2 separate regions of the Mus musculus genome follow, and region 2 is linked to region 1. A link is a loop called in an ENCODE intact Hi-C map of the cell type or tissue named here. Cell type or tissue: left cerebral cortex. All regions are shown on one strand. Each heading gives the region's core, and the rest is flanking DNA. Links, peaks and the distances in the headings are about the cores only. Region 1 holds the start of Pdpr (pyruvate dehydrogenase phosphatase regulatory subunit). Region 2 holds the start of 9430091E24Rik (RIKEN cDNA 9430091E24 gene).

The links. Hi-C counts contacts between places; a loop is a spot of excess contacts. Peaks named below come from ENCODE experiments on the same cell type or tissue, not always from the same donor. Only the 100,000 strongest peaks of a DNase experiment are listed, where the experiment ranks them.
Region 2: it touches region 1 in a loop (6-fold over the local background); 24 of 42 quality-filtered maps call a loop at or near these places.

Annotation. Positions count from the first base shown.
Region 1 is chr8:111,089,142-111,098,715 of GRCm38, forward strand. It overlaps Pdpr (pyruvate dehydrogenase phosphatase regulatory subunit), which reads left to right and starts at 5,604. Exons shown (of 18, transcript NM_198308.1): 1 at 5,604-5,685. It also overlaps a transcript of Clec18a not described here. In left cerebral cortex, for the core only: a CTCF peak has its summit at 1,174 (motif pointing left); DNase peaks (open chromatin) are centred at 1,125, 2,782, 4,825, 5,399 and 1 more place; H3K4me3 peaks cover 1,940 bases; H3K27ac peaks cover 1,210 bases.
Region 2 is chr8:111,141,081-111,150,654 of GRCm38, forward strand. It overlaps 9430091E24Rik (RIKEN cDNA 9430091E24 gene), which reads right to left and starts at 4,418. Exons shown (of 3, transcript NR_040364.1): 1 at 4,324-4,418. In left cerebral cortex, for the core only: a CTCF peak has its summit at 562 (motif pointing left); DNase peaks (open chromatin) are centred at 3,444, 4,044, 4,613 and 5,398; H3K4me3 peaks cover 2,120 bases; H3K27ac peaks cover 1,356 bases.

The DNA.
Region 1 (9,574 bases), core at 510-8,509:
CAATGGGCCTCTTTTTCCAGTGATGGCCGACTAGGCCATCTTTTGATACATATGCAGCTAGAGTCAAGAGCTCCGGGGTACTGGTTAGTTCATAATGTTGTTGCACCTACAGGGTTGCAGATCTCTTTAGCTCCTTGGATACTTTCTCTAGCTCCTCCATTGGGGCCCTGTGATCCATCCAATAGCTGACTGTGAGCATCCACTTCTGTGTTTGCTAGGCCCGGGCCTAGTCTCACAAGAGACAGCTATATCACGGTCCTTTCAGCAAACACTTGCTACTGTATGCAATGGTGTCATCATTTGGAGGCTAATTATGGGATGGATCCCTGGATATGGCAGTCTCTAGACGGTCCATCTTTTTGTCTCAGCTCCAAACTTTGTCTCTGTAACTCCTTCCATGGATGATTGTTTCCAATTCTAAGAAGGGGCAAAGTGTCCATACTTTGGTCTTCGTTCTTCTTGAGTTTCATGTGTTTTACAAATTGTCTCTTATATCTCGGGTATACTAAGTTTCTGGGCTAATATCCACTTATCAGTGAGTACATATCATTTGAGTTCTTTTTTTTTTTTTTATTAGGTATTTTCCTCGTTTACATTTTCAATTCCTTCCCAAAGGTCCCCCATACCCACCCCCCCCAATCCCCTACCCACCCACTGCCCCTTTTTGGCCCTGGTGTTCCCCTGTACTGGGGCATATAAAGTTTGCAAGTCCAATGGGCCTCTTTGCAGTGATGACCGACTAGGCCATCTTTTGATACATATGCAGCTAAAGACAAGAGCTCCCGGGTACTGGTTAGTTCATATTGTTGTTCCACCTATAGGGTTGCAGTTCCCTTTAGCTCCTTGGGTAATTTCTCTAGCTCCTCCATAAGGGGCCGTGTGACACATCCAATAGCTGACTGTGATCATCCACTTCTGTGTTTGCTAGGCCCCGGCATAGTCTCACAAGAGAGAGCTATATCTGGGTCCTTTCAGCAAAATCTTGCTAGTGTATGCAATGGTGTCAGCATTTGGAAGCTGATTATGGGATGGATCCCTGCATATGGCAATCACTAGATGGTCAGTTTCTAATTAACCCTAACAGTTCACTCAACGAAGTATAAGGGATACAGGCAGCCAGGTCACTTCAATACACAGGTTCCAGCGCCACCTAGTGGTCAGCCTGAGGACATAAGCAGAACCAAGTCCCATCTGGTCTGTGGGGCAATTACAGTTAAATCAGTTAAGATTGGGGGAAAAAAAGATCTTTTAATAAACTTTAAAACACACTCACCTGAGTGGAGGTATCAGAGCCCCTGGATCTGGAATTACAGATAGTGGTGAGCTGCCATGTGTGGTTGCTGGGATCCAAATCCAGGTCCTCTGGGAGAGTAGTCAGTGCTCTTAACCACAGAACCATCTCTCCAGACCCCTAAAAAGCTTTTTTAAAAGAAAGGAAAGAAGACTGTGGAAACACCAAGGGACCCCAGTTTCTTGGAAAGGCAATGTTCCACCAAGGAGATGGAACTTTCATCAGCTGAATATTGAGTATTTAAGAGACGAAAGGGCCTTTCCAGAAAAGTTGGGAGAGGCATCTGGGGTCGTGAGATTTTGAATTCAGCCGGGCATAGTGGTGCACACCTCTAGCCCAGCACTCAGGAGGCAGAGGCAGGTGGAGCTCTGTGAATTTGAGGGTAGCCTGGTCTACACAGTGAGTTCCAGGAGAGCCAGAGCTACACAGAGAAACCTTGTCTAGAAAACCAAGTGGAAAAAAAAGATTCTAAGTTCAGAACTTTCCACAGCACAGAAGGAAAGGTGTCAAGAGGACGTTTCTCCAGGCAGCTCCAAGACAGAGGGCTGGGGCTGGTGAGATGGCTCAGTGGGTAAGAGCACCCGACTGCTCTTCCTGAGGTCCGGAGTTCAAATCCCAGCAACCACATGGTGGCTCACAACCATCCCTAACAAGGTCTGACTCTCTCTTCTGGTGTCTGAGGACAGCTACAGTGTACTTACATTAAAAAAAAAAAAAGACAGAGGACTGGATTAGATACAATCTCAGACCCTAGTATCACACCTGGCATGGTCCTAGATTGTCTTGAGTGCCAGTATTTGGAGAAGTGCTTGTTTTGTTTTATTTGTGTTTAGCTCTGGTTGTCCTAGAAGTTGCTGTGTAGACCAGGCTGGCCTCTGCTTCCGTGTGCACAATCAACTATCCTCTATTTCATTGTTTTCAAGAGAGGATCTCTCTATAGCTCTGGTTATCCTGGAACTTACTATGTAGATCAGGCTGGCCTTGAACTCAAGGAGGTCTGCTTGCCTCTGTGTCTTGAATGCTGGGATCAAAGGCATGAGCCACGACATCCAGCTTAGTAAACTAGCTTAATTCCCTCTACTCAAGGATCTGGAATGTTCTCAATACCACATGCTAACTCTACCCAGGAACATTAGTGGGCTGAGGGCAAACAACACTCAGAAGTACAAAATTACAGTGGTGTCTGATACATACCAAGATTTGACTGGAGAGTTAAGTGTGAACTAGAAAACCCTTTCATGAAATAAGTTGTATAGGTTTCTATTTCATCTGTTCTGAGGAAGGAAGGAAGGACTGTATATAGGGCTGATGGGAGCCTACAGTTCAAAATAAACTTTCCTTCTTTTTTCGTTTTACTACTTACCTGACATTCCCGAAAGCTAAGGCACCAGAACCAAGCTGTGGAGAGGAGCTCCGATTCCAGTCCTTGCTACTCAGAGAACGTCCTGGCCTGGATCCTTAGAAACAAGGGCTAAAAATATCTTCCCACTCTCACTCTCTCTGTAGTCAACATACACACAAGGATGCCAAGTGTTTTCAAAGGACAAAACGTTAGCTGCGTTCAGATCTTCCAAGGTACATTTTTCATCGCCAAAGGATGATGATTCTCCAAGGGATTTTCAGCATAGAGAAGTCAGGAGCCAATCATGGAACACCTCTGATGATTTATGGGAAAAAAGGAGAGAGAAGGCAAAACTATAAAAAACAGGTCTGGGGCTGTCACTCAGGGAGAGTGGGGTTTATTTATGTGTAGGACCTAGGATTGACCCCAACAGAGTATCAGCAAAAATCATAAAAAAACCAATCACAAAAGCAAAAATATTTCACTGGTCTTGAATGCATTCAAAACTGTGCTGGTGGCTGTAAGAGATTACAAAAACCAAATCTTATCACTGACAACACAAAGAGCTTGTGGGAAGCCACATGTGCCATTGCAGAGTGGCACTGACTACTGCTGGCCACCACACATAAGTTTGGACAAACAACCAATGTGTACATATGCAGTAAAGTTTTTTGCAAAGACACTGCCTGGCCCGGGCATGATAATGAGGCTTTGAGAGTATAACCAATCAGATGTGAGACATGCAAATGAGGTATGATAATGAGGCTCTGTGAGGTACAGAGAGAGAAAGAGAGTAGCCAATCAGATGAGGAACATGCAAATGAGGCGTAGTGCATAACCAATCCGGGTGTGAGACACGCCTCTCCTAGGCCTATATAAGCAGCACCAGTTCTGGGCTTGGGGTCTCTTCGCCTCTACAATCAAGCTCTCCCAATAAACGTGTGCAGAAGGATCCTGTTGCAGCATCTAGTCTGGCGCGCGCAAGAAGAGCTTTCAGACTTAACACTTATTTTATCTTTTATTTTCGAGACAGTGTTCCTGTATGTACCTCCGGCTGTCCTGGAACTCCCTCTGTAGACCAGGCTGGCCGCAGACTCACAGGGACTCACCTCCTTCTGCTTCCCAAGTGCTGGGATTGAAGGTGTGTGCCATCACTGCTCGGATAGACTTAGCAATTTCTAGTAGAGTCAGTAACAGTTGTGGGTGAGAGAAACATTCCCTACGTGTGACACATAGATAACACACCACCTCATTTCATTCACCCTGTCCTGTAGATAACTAGGTTGCTACAAAGTTTGTATGTCTGGAAATTGTAAGTAGGCAGATGGCTCAGGAAAAACAACAAACAAACAACAAAAAACAAACCCAAAAACCTTTGGTTCCCTGACAAATTAAAAAAACCTATCCCCAAATATTTTTGATTGGTCAGTGTCTTTTCATTTTCATTTTTTGGGGATAGGTATCATTAAAAACTTAACCAAAAATGTGAAAGGATTCATCTACTAGGGGCTTCCAAATGTCTTGAGCTTAATGTTTCAGGAGAACAAGGGCAACTGAATGTGTGGTGAAGCAAGCCACTTGGGAGGTGGAGGCAGGAGGACCAGGAGCTAAGTCATCCTCTGTACCTATTTGAATCCAGCCTAGACTGAGACTTTGCCTATAAAAACATACACATAAATAAATAAATAAATAAATAAAACAAATAGACTTTTTTTTGGTTGTTTTTGTTTTGTTTTTTTGAGACAGGGTTTCTCTGTGTGGCCCTGGCTGTCCTGGAACTCACTCTGTAGAATAGGCTGGCCTCGAACTCAGAAATCCATCTTCCTTTGCCTTTCAAGTGCTGGGTTTAATGGCGTGTGCCACCACTGCCCAGCTACAAATAAACTTAAATAAAACAAATAAACTAAAAAAAAAAAAAAAAAAAAGGAACCGGGTAGAGTTGAGTCTTACTGTCAGTTCTCATCTGGGCAGTCTTGGAGAAATTCATGGCTAGTGAGTTGGGTATAAACTAAGCAAGCTGGGGAATGAATGACATCATGAAAAGGAGATTCTTGAAGCCTTCTTGTTCCTAGTCAGAGCGCTCAAGACAGCACCAAGGTACACAGCCTAGCAATAATGTTCAAGACTAGCTCATAAGACAAGATAGGCTAAACTAAAGCACACCATTTCGCTTGCTGCTTGTGCGAAGGATGATTGGATGGTGTGCGCCAGGCGCGGGGTGAAGGTGTTGAGAAGCTGCACCTGAGTAAGGTTAGGTCCTCAAGATATCTGAGGGCCACGTCTACACCAGTGTAGAGACACATATATTTAATCTAGTAACGAGTGCTGTGAAAGAAACTAGGGGATGTGGCTGAGAGTTGGGGGCGGGGGTGGGGGGATGGAAGGCAGAAGATGTTTCTGAGGCTCCAGTGAACAATGCTTTCCCTCTGGGCAGCCGCAAGGAGTAAGATGGGAAATAAGGTCAGCTGATTCGGCCTCCAAGGTGCGGCCAGGCCCACAGTACAACTTCTGCCCAAGCCAAGCACTGAAAGGCCTTAAGCGACGTGCAGGGACGGACAACGGTGACCACGGGCAGAGAGATGTGGTTCTGGGCTGCGGACCCCTCGCGCAGGATCGGAGCTCAGGCCTGGCGGCAGACGATCACCCGAACTGCCCACACACCGAGGCCGGCGGGAGACCCGGAGCGGGGACGGAGGACGTTGGCAGGTCCCCGCACACTCGTCGTCAACCAGGCGGAGGCGGAGGCGGAGGCGGAGGTGGCGCGGGAGGGGCGGGGCCTGGCGAGACCCAAACAAGCGCACGTGCGGGCCGGTCCGCCGCGGTGACGTCACGGCGCGTCGGCGCGCGCGCCCGCCTTACCCTTGCCGCGGGCCGTAAAGCGCGGAAGGTCGCAGGCCCCCCGCGGTCCCGGAACTCTGCGCTCCGCGTCCCGCCCCGTCCCCATGCCCTGGCCCCCTTTCCGGCCGGCGCAGACCCTCTTCAGCGGCTGGGCTGCCCTTCACTTCCGCCGGGCGTTGCTGAGCGCGCTGCCCGCGAGTCGCGGGCCCGTGAGGTAGGAAGCCGGCTAGGACCCGCGGGTCCGGGCGGCCTTCTGGTCCCGCGAACTCTTGCGCCCCGCACGCCCCTGGCGTCCGAGCTTTGGGCTCCGGCTCCCGGCCGTCCCTCCGGGTCTCTGAGGCGGTGCCACCGGTCGGGCGCCGGGATTGAGCCAGTGGAGCTGCGCGGGCCTCGGGGAGCCGCGCCCGCCGTCCCGGGACTGCGCGCCGGCTCTCCCAGGGCGGCGGACCGGGCCTCGGGGCGGGCTGCGGCTCGGGCGGGCGCGCGCGCACTGCTGTCACGGCCAGAGGTGGCCCCGCGTCTCTGCAGGTGGAATGGTTTCCCACCTTGTAATGTGCGGCTCGGCTGTGCTTCACCGACTCCTGTCAGAGACCTAGTCAGGGCCGTGGGGTTTCCAGTGGGTGACTTGGGGTGACAGTTGTGTGTGATCCCGAGGTGCGAGTCCACGGTCTCCAAGCCTACTTCGAACATTTATGCAATCTTGATTTGTAGGGATGATGATGTGGTAGAGGGTCTAGTTATAAAGACGTCCTTTAAGGATCCTCTTTTTTTTTTTTTTTTTTTTTTTTTTGGTTTTTCGAGACAGGGTTTCTCTGTATAGCCCTGGCTGTCCTGGAACTCACTGTGTAGACCAAGCTGGCCTCGAACTCAGAAATCCACCTGCCTCTGCCTCCCAAGTGCTGGGATTAAAGGCGTGCGCCACCACGTCCGGCCCAAGGGTCCTCTTTTTGGCGTCAGGGACGTGTATAATTTTTCTTAAATTCTCTCAGCCAACGGTGCATTTGTTGAAAATTACAGCATCCTGAACTTGCATGATCAAACTGTTCAGAGGGTCATTCTGTTGCTTGTAAACTTGCCCTGGTGATTCCTCCGAGTTATGTGTGGGAGATGCGTCAATGTACATTCAGCCTTCATTCTTTGTGACCTGTGGCTCATGCTGTTACCAGAGGAAGCATTCAGGAGTTGTTAGAACTGTCCCTGTGACTGCCTTTTAAAGACAGAGTCTTGCTCTGTGGCCCCAGCTCACCTGGAACCTGGGCATTTCTCCTGTTTCAGTATCCAGTGTGGTGGGAATTTCAGGTGTGAGCACTGCTCCAGGATTGAGCTTGTTGGTGTAGGATCCGAGCACAATCAGTCTGGGTCTTAAGGCTGTTTAGAAGTTACTCTTACTAGTAGAGATACCGTTAATTTTCACGAATTTCAAGAAAATGCAAAACTTCCTGACCTTTCCTTTGAATGAGTTTGCAGTCTTCAGTGTCTGTTTTCCTGGCTCTACCTCCTTTTCCTGTGAAACTTGCTTGCTTTTACTGCCAGACCCCTTCATCACATTTTATTTTATGAGTGTTTTGCCTATGTGTACGTTTGTGCACCATGTCCACGCTTGATGTCCACAAAAGTCAAGGCATTGGATTCACTGGAACTGAAGTTAAAGATTGTTACCTCCTTGTGGGAGTTGGGAATCAAACCCAGGCCCTGTGCAAGAACAGTAACGTTCTTAACCACTGAGACATCTCTCTAGCCCTCCCTTCCTGGTATACTTCAGTCTTTTCTGCCCTCATCTCTTCACTCTTGAAGGTCATGATGATCACAGAGTCAACATTCTTTTCTTGGCCTTATCAGACTGGGCATTAAACGTGCTTTGTTCTTTCCTGAATCTCCTGTTTGTCCTTTTCTTCCTGTCTTGCCGAGAGATCATAAGTTTATTGAGCAAACAGTGACAAAGGACTGGGCATGGTAGGGTTTCTCAGGGAGGAATTCTCTGTTATGTTTCTTTCCTGTTGCTATTCTCTTTTCTAGGTAGGGAAAGAGCTTCTGGTACTGCTTTACAGCTGTTTGGCCTTTGCTTACCTGGATTTCTTTGAAGCCCATGCTTTTAATCCCAGCACTGGGGGAGGCAGAGACAGGTGGATTTCTATGAAGTCTAAGCAACCTTGGTCTACATAGCAAGTTCTAGGCCATTTGCTACAAAGTGACACCCTGTCTAGAAAGAAAGGAAGAAAGAGAGAAAGGGAAAAAAGAAAGCAGTAGTAGTATTATGATAAGTGGCTCTGATGCTAGATTTGCAGTTTTGTCTTTGATTATAGAATAATAATTTTACATAATATACTTTATACATAAGTTTCCTAAAGTACAGAACAGAAATTATGTCCACCCTATAGGGTTGTGCTTAGATTAGTTGATACTTAGGAAGTATCTTGCACACTGTAACCACTAACAGAGACCCAAATTCAGGACCTCATCCTTGCACAGCTGCTGCTTTAACCACTGAGCCACCTTCCTCAGCCCTATGTATGTTTATTGAGATAGGGTCTCATTTAGCCTAAACTTTTTGGGGTTTTTTGTTTTTGTTTGTTTGTTTTCTGAGACAGGGATTCTCGGTATAGACCTGGCTGTCCTGGAACTCACTTTGTAGACCAGGCTGGCCTCTAACTCAGAAATCCACCTGCCTCTGCCTCCCGAGTGCTCCCGGCATTAGCCTACACTTGCTACACAGTTTAGGATGATCTTGAATTCCTGCTCTTCTAACTCTACCTTCTCACTGTTGGGATACAGTTGTCTACTGGCCTAGGAGTTCTCATTAATGAGGGAATGATAGTCTTTTTCTCTCTCCCTGTCTCCACTCTTCCATCATCTCTCTCCTTCACCCCACCCTACCCCCAGCTTCTGAGCTTGGCTTTGACATCAGTTACCCTTTTGTATTGTATTGGTTTTTTTGTTTTTTTAATTTACTTTTTTTTTATTAGGTATTTTCCTTGTTTACATTTTCAATGCTATCCCAAAGGTCCCCCATACCCCCCCCCTTGTATTGTATTGTTTGATTTAGGCTTTCCACAACCATGTGAGATAGATATTTCTAACCGATGTTAACAGATAGAACCTGGCACACCAAAATGTGGTCAGAGTTGTACAGGTAATGAGATGTAAGGAGACTTGATATCTTGTGTTTGTAGATCTTGGATTCCCCCAGTGGGTTGCTGAATTACTACTTCACTCAAATGCCTTACAGATAATTGGAGAAGAGGAAAAGTTCTGGGAGAAGTAGAATATCCTGGGAGAAAACAGAAGACTCCTTTACTCAAAGGCTACACTGTCAGATTGGTATAGAATAGGCCGTGTTCTGAGGAGGTAGCTTTGCTCAGTAGACAAGTGGCAGGAACTTTGCCAGCTAGAGAGACAGTGCCCACAGGTCCAGGGCATAGAAGAGAGAGTTAAGCCTGACTTGTTTGAGGGGTGGAGGTGGGGAGAATGAATATGAGAATGTATAGCGGGGCGGGGAGAAGAGGGAAGAGACCAGAATGATTGGCTTATATAGGAAAGAGCCTCTGGGGAAGGGGAATCCCAGCCTCTGGGTTGGGCAGTTAAGATAGAAGACAGGCTATGCCAGGTAGGGACTGAGGGATGCTACGAGGGTTAAATATTCCCCTCAGCTGTTTGTTCCAGATCTGAATCCCAATAAATACATCATAGACTTGCTCACAGGTTAATCTGATGGGACGTTTTCTCAGTTGAGGTTCCCCCTTCCCATAGACTCTGGCTTGTGTCAAGTTGATATAAAACCATCCAGCCCAAGGGTCTTTCACAAGCATGACCAAGTGGCAATGGTTGATAATGGAATAAGATGGCCAGACAGTAGAACAGGTAAGATAATTCTCCAGTTGAGAGTTGTGTTTCCATTGCAGGTGGAGAGAATGTTAGTAAAGGGGTGTGTATTTAACTTAGAAATGTAGCCTAGAGGGCCTTGTGGAGAATTTAAGGTGAGGTTGGGCAATAGAAAGTTTTATGAAGATGAGACTTCAGAAAACTGCTCATGTAGAGAAGTTTGTATCTTTGTTTTTGTTTTTTGTTTTTGGTCTTGGATTGTTTTGAGACATGGTTATATGGAT
Region 2 (9,574 bases), core at 430-8,429, 52 kb after region 1:
ATGTAGTTTTTCTTTAAAAATATCTGAGGCATGGGTACCTCATTTGGCCTAACTATTGTCTAAAAATTAAGAACACCACAGGTCATCATGTGTTCCTTCACTCTGTAGCATTCCAAATTCAGTTCCTGAGAAATGTCAACATTACATGTCCTCACATCTATGTCATAATTCATTATAGCCTCATCTAACCTTAATCCAAACCCCAACAGTAAAAACTACAGGTTGCCCACATATGCCAAACATGGATGTTAAGGTAAAAAAAAAAAATGTGAAAGTTCAAATAGTAGAGCCAGTGCAGGGTGGTGGTGGCACCACCTTTAATCCCAGCACTTGGAGGGCAGAAGCAGGCATCCCTCTGTGAGCTTGAGGCCAGTCTGGTCTACAGATCAAGTTCTCAAATAGTCAGGATTTCATAGAGAAATCCTGTCTTAAAAAGCCAAAGCCAGGGCTGGAGAGATGGCTCAATGGTTAAGAGAATTGACTGCTCTTTCAGAGGTCCTAAGTTCAATTCCCAGCAACCACATGGTAGCTCACAACCATCTGCAATGGGGTCTGATGCCCTCTTCTGGTGTGTCTGAAGAGAACATATACATTAAATAAATAAATCTTTAAAATAAAAACAAAACAAAACAAAAAACAAAGCCAAAACAGTGAAGCCAAGGTCAAGATACTGCAGATATAAGCCGGGTGTGGTGGTGCACACCTTTAATCCCAGCACTCGGGAGGCAGAGGCAGATCTCTGAGTTCGAGGCCAGCCTGGTCTACAAAGTGAGTTCCAGGACAGCCAGGGCTATACAGAGAAACCCTGTCTCAAAAAACCAAAAAAAAAAAAAAAAAAAAAAAAAAAAAAAAAAAAAATACTGCAGAGGTTAAAAGCGCTGACTACTCTTCCAGAGAACCTTGATTCAATTCCTATCACCCTTTTGGAAGTTCACAAACAGCCCCTGGGGATTCTATGCCATCTTCTGGCTCTGTAGGCACCAGGCACACAAGTCATTCCATATACACCAATGTATATGTATGCACCCATTCATGCAAACACACATCCACATTAAATACATAAATCTTAAAACATGAAACCAAGAATACTAAGGAAGAGACACAAAGACACCTGCAGCTGGGTGACACAGTAAAAAGAACGTGCTAAAGAGAACAGCAGGCTAAGGATAAAGGAAGGCCAGTAAGTGGTGGTGCACACCTTTAATCCCAGGCTTGTTAGGCAGAGGCAGGCACATGTCTAAATTTGGGGCCAGCCTGGTCTTAAGACCCCCTATCTTAAACAAACAGGGAAAATAAACAGCAGTACCAGGCCAGTGCCAGTGATGGACAGAAAGACACATTTCCTCCTTGGAAAAGACATGCTAGGCACTCCTGCTTATTATATAGCCTTTCTTTTAATACAGTGCTTCTACTGAAGCTATTAGAGCCTGTCTTCACATCAAGAAAGAGACACCAGACCATCCCCATACAGGGATAACCCAAAATGCTATTACTTGTTAGTAGCTGTGAGAACAGAGAGTTCTATACAACTACCAACACTTGGGCTAGAAGTAGCAACACTAGCCAGTAGAATAGCTAGCAGAGTCCAAATCAACAACTAACAAAGTCAGAGTTTAATACATAATCAAGAATTAACAGGGCTGGAGAGATGGCTCAGAGGTTAAGAGCACTGGCTGTTCTTCCAATGGTCCTGAGTTCAGTTCTTAGAAACCACATGGTGGCTCATAACCATCTATAATGAGATCTGGTGCCCTTTTCTGGCATATAGACATACAAGCAGGCAGAGTGCAGCACACATAATAAATCTTAAAAAAATAAAATAAAAAAGTTAATAAGACAGCTCAAGGTTGTAGGAAGAAACACCAGCAAGTTATGGCCAGCAGTGAAGGGAACAGTCAATACCCACAAAGCCAGAGTCAGTGATGACTGAGAGGAGCCTTGAGACCCCCAATGTCTGAAGAGTGCATGCTCATCTCTCTGGCTGGGTGAATGGGACGTGTGACAGAATGCGGGCCCTGCATTGGCTTGACCCACTATAGTCAAGAGAACCAAACCAATTTGGAGAGATCTTATCTGTTATCAGTTTCTACCACTGCCCTATAAAAACCCTGGATAAGGAAATTCAGCCACCTTCTCTTGGAAACCCTTCTCTGACTCTGGAGAGTTACTCCCGTTTTCATGTCTCACTTTTCCTCAGTCGCTGTAATAATTAAAGTCTGTTTTTGGTTTTTTTGGGTTTTTTTGCTTGTTCCCACTAGAGGTCTTGTCTCCTAGTTTTCACTGGCATGAGACAACAAACTCCAGAGCCATTGGCCCAGGTTGATCTTTGAAGACCATGAATGTCCTGGCATCTTGGTCATGTACAGCTGGTGATGAAAGGACCAGTTACTCCAGAGAACCCATCATCTTCAGTCAGTCATCATTAGCATAGTCATTATCTGTTTCTACGCTATGCAGCCCTTTCAAAGAAAACTAGACGAGAAAAGATAATACAACCGTGGGAAAGAACGCTAAGACTCACCCCTTAGCAGGAAGACATGGCAGAAGAAACAGCAACAGATGAGTTTCAGGAGGAAATAAACCATGTCAAAAGCCCAGCCTGACAGACTGTTGGTTTAGTGTTCATCTTGACCTACAACAGTGACTAGGTGAGAGCAGAAGGGATTAAACCAAATAGCAAGAAGCAAAGGGAGGCTCTGGAGTCTTCTCCAGCAGGCTGAATGTCAAAGCCAAAGAAACCTCAACAGCAACGAGGGTAATCACGCCAGTGACACCGGAGATGCAGAAGATAAAAGGCAGTAAGCTTAAAGCAATGGACACCCTTTAAAAAGTCCTTGAGAGTAACTGTAAAACTCTCAGTTAAAACAACTTCTGCCAAACAACCCAGGCTGTTTCTGTTGGGCTCCTCTTAAATCAACCCCAGCAAAGGGGCAGCACTGAAGTGACTCCAGAGTTTCTTCTGTTTGGCTTTAACCACAGATGGGTTGCTGGTCAAAAAGACAGGTGGACGGCCACACTCCCCCACACAACAGAACCCCACAGGACACTTGCTTACCAACCGAAGGCCTGTGTGGTGACTCTCTGCCTTCCAGGTAAACCAGGGTTACTAGTGAGACTCTATGTTAAAATGGATGGATGGATGAACGAATGGGGAAGGAAGGACAGAACCTGCTGGACATTGTGACCCAACTGGTCCAGACTGCAGATTTTCCTTTTATTTATTTACTGTATATGAGTACACTGTTTTCATGCACACCGTTAAGAGGGTATCCCATTACAGATGGCTGTGAGCCACCATGTGGTTGCTGGGAATTGAACTCAGAACCTCTGGAAGTGCTCTTAATCACTGAGTCATCTCTCCAGCCCGACTGCAGATTTTTATTTTTTCAACAGGTGCATTAGGAGGTATCAAGAGAGTTTCAGAGCCGGGCGTGGTGGCGCACGCCTTTAATCCTAGCACTTGGGAGACAGAGGCAGGCGGATTTTTGAGTTCAAGGCCAGCCTGGTCTACAAAGTGAGTTCCAGGACAGCCAGGGCTGTACAGAGAAACCCTGTCTCAAAAAACCAAAAAAAAAGAAAAAAAAAGAAAAAAAAAAGAGAGCTTCAGAGAGTTGGGCCCACAAAAATGGCTAGCGGGTAAAAGTCAAAAAACCTGGGTACTTGACTGATCGGCTAGGAACGATCCCTGGATTCATCTGGAGGAGAGAAACGCATCCCCAATTTCTCTACTGACCTCTACCTTACACACAAACAAAGCCAGTAAATATTAAAAATATGAAGTTAGTTTTTTAAAGTGATGCAAATCCCTGTGGCTTTCAAAGTTGACCTCTGGCCTTGCTCCCTGCCAGCGGCCCTCGCCCACCCACGGACATCATGCAAAGTAGGCTTGGAGACCGTGGATCACACACAACTGTCACCCACCGGAAACCCCACGGCCCTGACTAGGTCTCTGACAGGAGTCGGTGAAGCACAGCCGAGCCGCACATTACAAGGTGGGAAACTATTCCACCTGCAGAGACGCGGGGCCACCTCTGGCCGTGACAGCAGTGCGCGCGCGCCCGCCCGAGCCGCAGCCCGCCCCGAGGCCCGGTCGGCCGCCCTGGGAGAGCCGGCGCGCAGTCCCGGGGCGGCCGGCGCGGCTCCCCGAGGCCCGCACAGCTCCACTGGCTCAATCCCGGCGCCCGACCGGTGGCACCGCCTCAGAGACCCGGAGGGACGGCCGGGAGCCGGAGCCCAAAGCTCGGACGCCAGGGGCGTGCGGGGCGCAAGAGTTCGCGGGACCAGAAGGCCGCCCGGACCCGCGGGTCCCAGCCGGCTTCCTACCTCAGGGGCCCGCATCTCGCGGGCAGCGCGCTCAGCAACGCCCGGCGGAAGTGAAGGGCAGCCCAGCCGCTGAAGAGGGTCTGCGCCGGCCGGAAAGGGGGCCAGGGCATGGGGACGGGGCGGGACGCGGAGCGCAGAGTTCCGGGACCGCGGGGGCCTGCGACCTTCCGCGCTTTACGGCCCGCGGCAAGGGTAAGGCGGGCGCGCGCGCCGACGCGCCGTGACGTCACCGCGGCGGGCCGGCCCGCACGTGCGCTTGTTTGGGTCTCGCCAGGCCCCGCCCCTCCCGCTCCGCCTCCGCCTGGATGACGGCGAGTGTGCAGGGAGCGGCCACCGCCCTCCGTCCCCGCTCCGGGTCTCCCGCCGGCCTCCGTGTGTCGGCAGTTCGGGTGATCGTCTGCCGCCAGGCCTGAGCTCCGATCCTGCGCGAGGGGTCCGCAGCCCAGAACCCGTGGCCGCCTCCGCCTCCGCCTCTGCCTGGATGGCGACGAGAGTGAGGAGAGCCGCCACCGGCCTCAGGCCGGCCTCCGTGTGTGCCTAGAGCCCGGGCATCGGATCCGGGCCAGAGCCTCGACCCAGTGTGGGCAGTTAGGGTGACCGTCTGCCGCCAGGCAAAATGGAATACTTTTATGTGTAGCTGTCTGGTCAGCTTGTGTCAGCAAGTCTGTGTCTAACATACATGCAGTGCCCGAGAAGGCCAAGAATGTCACATCCCCTAGAACCAGAGTTAGACATGATTGTTAGAAGCCATGTGGGTGCTAGGAATCACATGTGTGTCTTTGGGAAGAATAGTCAATAAGTCCTCTTAATCACTGATCCATTTTCCAGCCCCAAAAATAATGTTTTAAGTAAAAGAAATATAGTAGTCCCAACCCCTCCGGGGCTGAGATAGGCGGCTGGCTTGAGCCCATTTGTTTAACCTGGACAACATAAAAATAAACATAAAAGGACACACACAGATATTTCCAGGCTTTGTAAAATGTTCTAAAACTACATTATTGTGATGGTTGTTTAATTCATAAGTTTACAAATTATGGGCTTAAAATGACTGGAGTCCTGGGGTTGGTTCCCAGCACTGCCCACACCCAGCGTGATGTCACTCACAGAGGTGCAGGCAGCAGGATCTCAGACTGTGGGCATTTCCTTTGGCAAATCTCTGTCTCCAAAAATATTTACAATTCATAACAATTATGAACTAACATTGAAAATTAATTTTTGGTTGGGGGTCACTACAAGTTGAGGAACTGTAGTAAAGGGTCACAGCGTTAGGAAGGTTGAGACCCGCGCTCTACATTATCCTTGGCTATGTAGGGAGTTAGGGGTTAGCCTGAGCTAAGTGAGACCCTTTTTGGTTTGTTTTCTTTTTTTGAGACAGTTTCTCTGTGTGGCCCTATTACTCCCTCTGTATTCCATGTTGGCCTTGAGCTCAGAGAGCTGTCTGTTTCTGGCCCCTGAGTGCTAGCATTAAAGGCATGTGTCACCACCTCAGGGTAGACCCTGTCTTTGAGTGAAAAGATAAGGGAATATATGGGGGCCAGGATAGAACATTAGATTCATGTCAAAAAATCAAGGAACCAAAGCCAGCTGTAGTAACCCATGACCGAGGAGCTGGAGTCCAGGAGAATCATCTTATAAAAGAAGCTGTATGGGCTGGGCATGGTGGCCAATGCCTTTAATCCCAGCACTTGGAGGCAGAGGCAGGTGGATTTCGAGTTCAAGGCCAGCCTGGACTACAGAGCAAGTTCTAGGGCAGCCAGAGCTATTCAGACCCTGTCTCAAACTTTGACAATCAGAATCTGTCACCAGCAGACTTGGATGAAATGAATCCTAACTCAGGATCTTCAGATCTCCATGCATGGGAGAAATGGAGACACAAGAAGGAAGAAAAAGCCAGGCTTGGTGGAGCACGCCTTTAATCCCAGCACTCGGGAGGCAGAGGCAGGCAGATTTCTGAGTTCGAGGCCAGCCTGGTCTACAAAGTGAGTTTCAGGACAGCCAGGGCTATACAGAGAAACCCTGTCTCTAAAAAGCATTTAAAAAAAAAAAAAAAAACCTCCCTAGTCTAACAACGTTTAAAGAAAGAAAAAAACATCGTCAGTCAGGCAGATCTCAAAGGCTAGCCTTGGCTACATAGTTCCAGAACAGTTAGAGATACGTAGACCCTGTCTTCTAGAAGACAGAAAGGTAAAAAACAAAAAACAAACAAACGACAACAACAAAAAACCCTACTCTACCCAGCAACTGTAGAATACAGTTTATTTTCCTCCTGTGGAGCACTTGTCAACTTACACCATGCCTTGAGCTACTTGTGTTTGAAAGAATTCTAGTCACCCAAATATGTTTTCTAACCACGGACTAAATTTGAGGTCAACAGTGAAAAAAGATACAGAGAAACACTTAGCAAGTAGCATTATCTTAACCCAGGATTCATTGAGTAAATCAGGAAATAAATATTATCCCAGAAGAGAGGAAATGTGCCCAGAGGCATCTAGAGCAACAATGAGCTGGAAAGATGGCTTCAAAGAGTTCTTACTCTTCCATAGGACCTGGGTTCCATTCCTAGAAGCCACGTGGCAACTCACAGCCATCTGTAACTCTAGTTCTAGGAAAACCAACATCTGATGTCTTTGGGCACCAAGCACACACATGGTACACATAACATACATACATGCAGATAAAACATTTATAAAATAAAATTATATTTTACATTTAGAAAAATAATAGAAGCATGAACTGACAAAATGGCTAAGTACCTGCCTCCAAGCCTCATCATTGACTGAGTCCAGTCCTTGGGACCCACATAGTAGAAAGAGAAAATGGACTCTCAGAAGCTGTCTAACATCCACATGTGTACACACACGATTTTTCTACAGTTTTTTGGTATTTGTGGATAGAGAAATGGTCTATTGTTTAAGCGCACTGGCTGCTCTTCTCCCAATGAACCTGGACTCAGTTCCCAGCACCCATATAGCCAGCTGTTACTCCAGTCCAAGGGGGTCCAATGCCCTCTTCTGACTTCTGTGGGCACCAGGCACATACGTAGTACAGAGGTATACATGCAGGTAAAATACTTATGTATATAAAATAATACTTTTAAAATGGAACGCTTTTTGGGGGCTAGTTGAGACAGGGTTTCTCTGTGTAGCCCTGCCTGTCCTACAACTCACTCTGTAGACCAGGCTGGCCTCGAACTCAGAAATCCACCTGCCTCTGCTTCCCAAGTGCTGGGATTAAAGGTGTTTGCCACTACTGCCCGGCCCCTCTGAGCTCTTGACCTAACCTTACTCAGGTGCAGCTTCTCAACACCTTCACCCCGCGCCTGGAGCACAACATTCAAGATATCCTTCTTCTCACAAGCAGCAAGAGAAATGATGCTGATCACCACCCTCCCCCGCCCCCTAAGAGAGGGGGGACCATAAACCCACCTACAACACTGTTAGGGAAGTCTTTCTGGATGCGCAGATGTGATCATTTGGGGGAGGGGGGTAACCAAGGTTTCATGAGCCATCTGCTTCACGTGTCTGAGCTACACAATGTTGAGTCAGACAGAAGGTAGACACGTGTTGTTTCCTACCCCCTCACTATTATTGATTGGGTCTCCTTTATAAGGATCTAAGTCCAAATACTTGGCATGACCTATGTCAAGATGCATCCTCTGGTTTCTCAAAACAAATGTTAAACTTTTGAGCACACTCAAGGATTGCTTGGAGAGAGCTCTAAAGTTAGAGCACTGTTTGGTCTTTTTTTAAAAAAAAAAGTGTTATGTGTATAGTTGTTTGGCCTGTATGTATTTCTGTGAGTTATGTGTGCCTGGTGCCCACAGAGTCCAGACAGAGCACAATAGATCCCCCAAGACTGCAGTTACTAACAGCTGTGAATTGCCATGTGGGTGCTGGTAATTGAACTCAAGTCATCGGAAAGAGCAACGAGTGGTCTCAACCAATGAGCGATCCAGCTCCCACATTCTCTGCTCTTGGAGAGGACTCAGTCATTTGATTTTACTAATGAAGACTCAGGAGTCAGACCCTGCAGTCAAAGTCTGTTAGCTCAGAGAGGAAAGCACCTGTTTGACCTTTCTCCCTTCCTCCTCAGAATTCCCCTCTCTCACACGGTCTCAGAAGAACCTCCTTCCAACTGAATGTCCCTCCCTTCTACCTGTGTGTCTAGCCATCCTCCTGACTCCTCCTTACTCTTTTTTTTCTTAGTAATCCTATGTTCGTTTCCTGTCATCTGGTTGTTTGCTCTGCCTCTTGACCTATGGTTGACTTTATTTAATCCTGTTTACAACATTCAAGCAGTAAGCTCTTGATTTAAGGTGTGTGCTAAGGCTAAGCCACACCATAACTAAAAACAGGTCCCCCACCCCCACACCATAAATAACACAATTTCAGGGTTCAAAATGTGATCAAATATTCTGAAGGGAAGAAGGGAGTGGGGCTGAGGTTCCAGAGCTCCTCAGCTCAGCCAGGGTGGGTTTCTTTGGGAAGCTCAGGGATTACCCACCAATCCCTGAGCAGATAAACCTACCAGTCTCTGAGCTCCCCCAAGCTTGGGACTTGAAATCCCACCAATCTTCAGTCTAGAAATCTCTGCCCTGAAAAACTCCTGCCCATAAGAAATCCTATATATAAAACCGATGCTTGACACCCAATCCTTTTGGTTTGTGTATACACTTCCCTGAGTCTGAAGAAGTGACTGTTGAATGTCCAGCACTCTTCTGGTACTCTTGGGGGCGGAGGTACCCCCAGTCATAGTCTTTACCTGACCCCATTCACTCACCACTGGAGCGGCAATCCTGCAGTTCCCTTAGGTCCTCCCAGGCCACTGTACCCCTACCCGCTCTCTTCTGGCCTTCCCTTTAGAGCTGCCTATAACCCCACAGCTCAGCTAGGTTAGATCACTGTGGCTTTCCCAACCTCTTTTCCAGACCCATTGCCATGGAATGAGAGGTAGCCAGAAGGAAATCGTAGGACACCAGCTGCTTAGTGGGTCATCACACACTCAACAGTGGTCAGGGCTTAGCCTGGCTAAGCCTGGAGACACTTGGCACCTGGTACAGGACTTTCGATGAGGCCTGAAGGCGAGAAGGCCCACCTCCCAACTCAAATCTTTACTTTTATTGTTGTGTATATTCCTATGTGTGAATGCTGGGCATTTGACTACTATGGTATGTGTATGGAGGTCAGAAAACATAGATCCAAAATAGCTATGTAGGTTCAATAGGTTAGGGTGAGATATTGCATGTATAACA